Regions from separate parts of the Mus musculus genome. Here region 2 is linked to region 1. Evidence: chromatin loops called from intact Hi-C (ENCODE). Cell type or tissue: heart. All regions are shown on one strand.

Region 1 (2,500 bases):
TCCTTTCCTCCCTAAATACTGTCTGTCCAGTCTTTGAAGGCCTACTAAAGACAAGTGAGGCCTTAAGGTGAATTCTATCTCTCCACTATGCATATATTAAACACTTAGAAATGGATTTTTCTTCAGTTGTATGTAAACAGAAATTTATACTTAAGCCCTTTAAAATGTTTATTATAGTCCCTCTTTTGTTATGGCTGTCTGTTACATTAAACTTCTCCAGGGCTGAAATATTGTCATCTTTTAATTTTTATATTCTCCATAGCAACTAGCACAATATCTTTAACGTTTTAACTGCTCAAATAAATATATACTCATTAAACAGCACCAGAAATACACACCAAGAGTCTTACAAACAATTCTTCATACAAGCGTATATTTCAAATATAATTTTCAGGGGAAGTAAGAAGAGTGAAGGAACAGAACACAGAACAATGCCTTAGGGTGCCAATTCCATTTGGCATTATTTCCAAACCCAATCCAAGAAACTTTAACACCCCGGGGAGAATGGGGGCAATTTTCTTTGAGGAATTCATCATTTCCCTGTGGCCACTTATTAGTTAAAATACCCTACTTGAAAACATGATGAGCAACAACAAATAAGTAAAAACCACCCTTTCTCTCTAAAGTAAAATACTGACCAGCTCTGTTGGATGTTAAGAAGTGTTATATTTGCTCACCTGACGTTGCTCCTGAGCTGCAGTGGGACGTAGGCTGCAGTTCGCGCTCTCGTTTTGGAGGGCACCTGTTTCCCGTACCCTAGGCGGGTTCCAGTAGGTGAAAAACTTCTCAGCCACACAGAGAGTACAAACTTCCTGATCCTTCGTTGCAGAGAGGGAATAACACATCAGCTTCCTCAGGATCACTAGGCAACCTACCTTGGTGTTTCTTCATTGGGCCAATCAGAAACCCCCAAGTTTGACTCTAGCCAATCGGAGCTTACGAGGGGAGGTCCTCCGGGCTATTGTGTTGCGATCCAGACAAACATCACCAAAAGGAGGCAGGTTTGGGTTCAACCTGACAGCTGGTCTGTCCAATGAAGGAACCTCGGTGGCTGCGAGGAAAAGGCTGCATCCCACCCCGATGAAATTACCCAATCAAAGTATTCTGTGAGATAGCACAGTGCTGCCAATCACGAAAGGATTCTGTTGGCCAATTTCAGTGTAGCAGGTGTTTTTCTGTAGCTGTCTGTATTGGCACTGCTGGTTAAGAAATGTTGGCATCCAAGCAATAAGGCTAAGAGTAAACTCTGAGCTTAACTTTGCCTCTAGAAAAACGTAATCTGACTCGGTTTGTGCTGTTTATACTGAACAGCATGGGTACTATTACACACATAACAGCTCTAGAGGGATGTTATCCCACTTTGATAATCCTGTAGCTACTGTACAGTTTGGAATATGGCTGCTAAAATTACAAGACGGAAACAGATCAAGTTTTTAGGTCTTCCTTTTCTGAAGCAAAGGAAGCAAATAGCTTGGGTGGGGCTAGGTTCCAGGTCTCTCAGCAAAACAATTGTTCACACTACCACTCAAAAGTTCTAAAATGTGTCCACCTCGCGAAAGATATACTTACTTAAATTCTCTCAAAATTAATAGCTGAACACTTTCTGTTAATTAAATAACTAGAAGCCCTGAAAGACCCTGCACACTGAGCATCTTAGTCATGGTATTAAGATGCCGGTCTTTTTTTTATTGGCCATTGCTTTTATCATTTTTGCTCTAAATACATATTTAAAAGTTGTTAATAGGGCTGGTGAGATGGCTCAGCGGTTAAGAGTGCCGACTGCTCTTCCAAAGGTCATGAGTTCAAATCCCAGCAACCACATGGTGGCTCATAACCATCTGTAATGAAATCTGATGCCCTCTTCTGGTGTGTCTGAAGACAGCTACAGTGTACTTACATATAATAAATAAATAAATATTAAAAAAAAAAAGTTGTTAATAACACACTATATCAAAATAGCAAACATTGTTTTAATAGCACCAAGTAAATGGTACAGTTTTAACATAAGTAAAAAGTGTATCCTTACAGAATTTTAAAGTCAGAATAAACACTTCAAAAATGGTTTTAGAGGGCCTTAAAACTTAACACATTTAAAAAAAAAGCTTTCTTTAAAATAGAAGGCAGGTTGTATTCAGTGGATATGAGCAGAATCAATGACATTTGTATTTTTGTTTAGTCAAAAGTTCCCTTGGATTTATCTCAGGTAAACACAATATAATAGCTAAAACTTTTATTAGTTTAATAACTATGAACTACAAAATAATTTTCAGAGGTACAGAAGGCACACCTTCAAATAATACAGCATATTAGTTTAAATGTTGAGAACTGCAAATTTGCATAAGAAAAATAATTTTTAGGTATGTTCCTTTGGTTCACTAACTCTCCTTTTCTTCAGCACTGACTCTTGACTAGATTCCAAGACGTGAAGGACCTGTTAAAAGAAAACAACTACGTAAGAGACTTTAATTTTTTGGGGGTGGGGTTCAAGACAGGGTTTCTC
Region 2 (2,500 bases), 87 kb before region 1:
TGCAACCAGCGACCAGGTAAAGAGCGTCCCACCCACCCCAGTAGAGGGGATGGAGTTGGACTATGGGCAGATATGAGAAGAGCTGGTGGGATTGGGTACCACGCTCCCAGAGGGGATGATGTCAGTCCAGTCTTGTGCCATTGACCTCTGTCCTCAGATGACCAATGCAAGGACAGCTCTCCACACTGCCCCCTGGTGGTACAGGCCCGGCTCTGCGTCTACCCCTACTACACAACTACCTGCTGCCGCTCTTGTGCCCATGTCCTGGAGCAGTCCCAGCTGGAACCGGCTTGAAACGGGTCCCAGAGACCCTGCCTTCGTGGTTTTCTTGTGCCACCCACTGACTAGCCCGCTCTGTACCCTCTGGCTTTTCACCTGGTCTCAGCCTTGCCAGAGGGATCCTCCAGGGTGAGAGACCTACAGTGTGATAGCTCAAGAAGTGTACCTGACCTGCCTGGGGGTCTGTCCTGTGTATGTTTATCACTTCCACAAAAGCAGCTTGAGAAAGAATAGGAAGTGGGCGGTGCCTGTATCCCTCATGCTTTTCTGGGCTGGGGAGAAAGGGGGAGAGAGCAAGGTTATATTTCCACACTAATCTGAGCTACATAGTGTGTGTCCCCCAGAAGTTCCAGGTCTGTGCCCCAATCCTCGTCTCCACATCTTCTAAATTACCCTGTTGTTCCCATCCCTGCCTTATCTAGTCTCTGTATTCCTACCTCCCTCATTAGCAGGGGCAGGGATCAGCCACTGCTACCCTACCTTACTGGGGAAGGACCACACCTCTCCAGGGCAGGGACCACTTGTGTCGAGGGTGAAAAAGAGAAACGTCAGCATAAGACATCCTAGCCCCAGTCGCCACTTCACACTGAAAATGATGCCCACCCCAGAAGTAATTTATTTTTTATTAAAGTTGGTTTTGACATAAACATGCTCTTCGTTATGTTCATGGGGACCCCACCATCCGAGCAATGTGAGGCCAGATGTGGTGTGGGAAGAGGAGCGGCATTTAGGGATGGGAGGAAGATGTGGTCCTCATGGGCTGTGGAGTGAGCTTCAAACCTGGGGCAGTCTGGATCAAGGGCCTAAGATTCTGTCCCACTACAGATCTGCAGATGGCTTACTGGCCACTAGAGGCCGCTACTTTTCCCAGTTTAGGAGCAGTAATGGGTGCTTGGATCCCAGCAGAGAGCCTGTGGTGGGCTTTTGGGTAGGCTCTTCCTGTTGTCTCTAGGAATCCAGCAGAACTTTTCAATGCAGGGCTAAGCTGGCTTGTGTGCGCACGAGCGTGGGGCATGCATGTTGCTTTTCAGGTTCTCTCGCTCTGGCCCTGTCTCCTCCTCTTTTACCCACTTCCCTGCTAGATGCCTGCTTACTGCTTTCCATGGGTGCATGGGGTGGTAACTTTGCCCCCTCTCTTTGCTCAGCAAAATCATAGGAGCTTGGCCCGCATGACTCTGTGACTGCAGGAGGAGGGAGGAGGGGCCAAGGCAGGACCAGATGTCCTGCCAGAGACACATTCCACAGAGATGTCTCACCAGGCCTCCTCCCTCCCCCACCACTTCCCTCTCCCTGTGTGTTTCTTTCAAAGTAAATAACTTGTTAAAGGTGGAGTGGACAGCCTTCTCCAGGGTCCTCTTCCCTGGCCCCTACAGTTGGTTCTGAGGCCTGACTTTCTTGCTGCCGATGCCCCGCTGGAGGCAGCCTTGTTCTGTCTGTGCCTCTTCAGACAGGCTGAGTATGGCCATTAGTAAAAGCCTGCAGACAGTTTTACTACTATTTTCTGAACACAGCTACACTCCTTGGATACCAAGTTCCCCTAAGAATAAAGTTGTTCCACTGTAGCAAACCCTTTGCTACATTAGAAGGGTACAAAGCTCCCTGCCTTGGGACTTAGGCTGTCCTCCCGCTGGATGTGGCTGAGCAGGAAGATGACAGCAAGCACAGTGTAAGGGGACTGAGTGGGTGACAAAGGAGGGGAAGGAAAATTAACCCCGGACAAACGGCTGAGGCGCCTGCTTAATATATCAAAGTGGACCTGACAGTCAACAGGTTCTCCCAGCATCCCTCAGTCGCTGTTACAAGGGTATGACTGGCACACCCTGTCTCCCAGCCCACGGGACTGGACTGCCCCTCCCTTTATAAGCAACCGTCCTGGCTACCTGCCCCTTTTGTACCTTTGGCCTACTGGTAGCTGGACCTGGTTTCTGCTCCCTTCCCCTCCCCCCTCTCCTCACAAGGTCAGGATCACTCTGAACTCTCCCAGATGTGGCTGCCTCTGGCTTTGTTCTTCTGATCTACTGTAAACTTTCTCCTTCGTCATACCTAGGAGCAGTCATATCTGTTCCTTTTTATTTCTTTTTTTTTTTTTTAATTAAAAAATAAAGCCATGGGTGATCCCAGCACGTGGGAGGCTGAGGCAGGAAGATCACAAGGCTAGCCTGGGCTATACTTGTGAGACCCTTTCCCCAAATACACCATGAAAAAAACCTGACTTTGGCCC

Evidence for each region. Hi-C counts contacts between places; a loop is a spot of excess contacts. Peaks named below come from ENCODE experiments on the same cell type or tissue, not always from the same donor. Only the 100,000 strongest peaks of a DNase experiment are listed, where the experiment ranks them.
Region 2: it touches region 1 in a loop (1.9-fold over the local background); 1 of 42 quality-filtered maps calls a loop at or near these places.

What each region holds. Positions count from the first base shown.
Region 1 is chr3:95,587,312-95,589,811 of GRCm38, reverse strand. Hormad1 (HORMA domain containing 1) reads right to left here. Exons shown (of 15, transcript NM_001289532.1): 15 at 1,952-2,431. The coding sequence ends at 2,354. Golph3l (golgi phosphoprotein 3-like) reads right to left here and starts at 878. Exons shown (of 5, transcript NM_146133.3): 1 at 678-878. The coding sequence starts at 845. It overlaps Gm40097 (a long non-coding RNA gene), which reads left to right and starts at 995. Exons shown (of 3, transcript XR_867468.2): 1 at 995-1,167; 2 at 2,396-2,452. In heart, a CTCF peak has its summit at 1,005; a DNase peak (open chromatin) is centred at 1,001; H3K4me3 peaks cover 1,570 bases; H3K27ac peaks cover 1,243 bases.
Region 2 is chr3:95,674,627-95,677,126 of GRCm38, reverse strand. It overlaps Adamtsl4 (ADAMTS-like 4), which reads left to right. Exons shown (of 18, transcript NM_144899.3): 17 at 1-16; 18 at 158-926. The coding sequence ends at 294. Gm52627 (a long non-coding RNA gene) reads right to left here. Exons shown (of 2, transcript XR_003954671.1): 2 at 885-2,500. Among named protein-coding and RNA genes, the nearest start is that of Gm52627, 3.7 kb to the right of the region's middle. In heart, CTCF peaks have their summits at 202 (motif pointing left) and 1,132 (motif pointing right); DNase peaks (open chromatin) are centred at 126, 1,536 and 2,106; H3K4me3 peaks cover 1,480 bases; H3K27ac peaks cover 2,500 bases.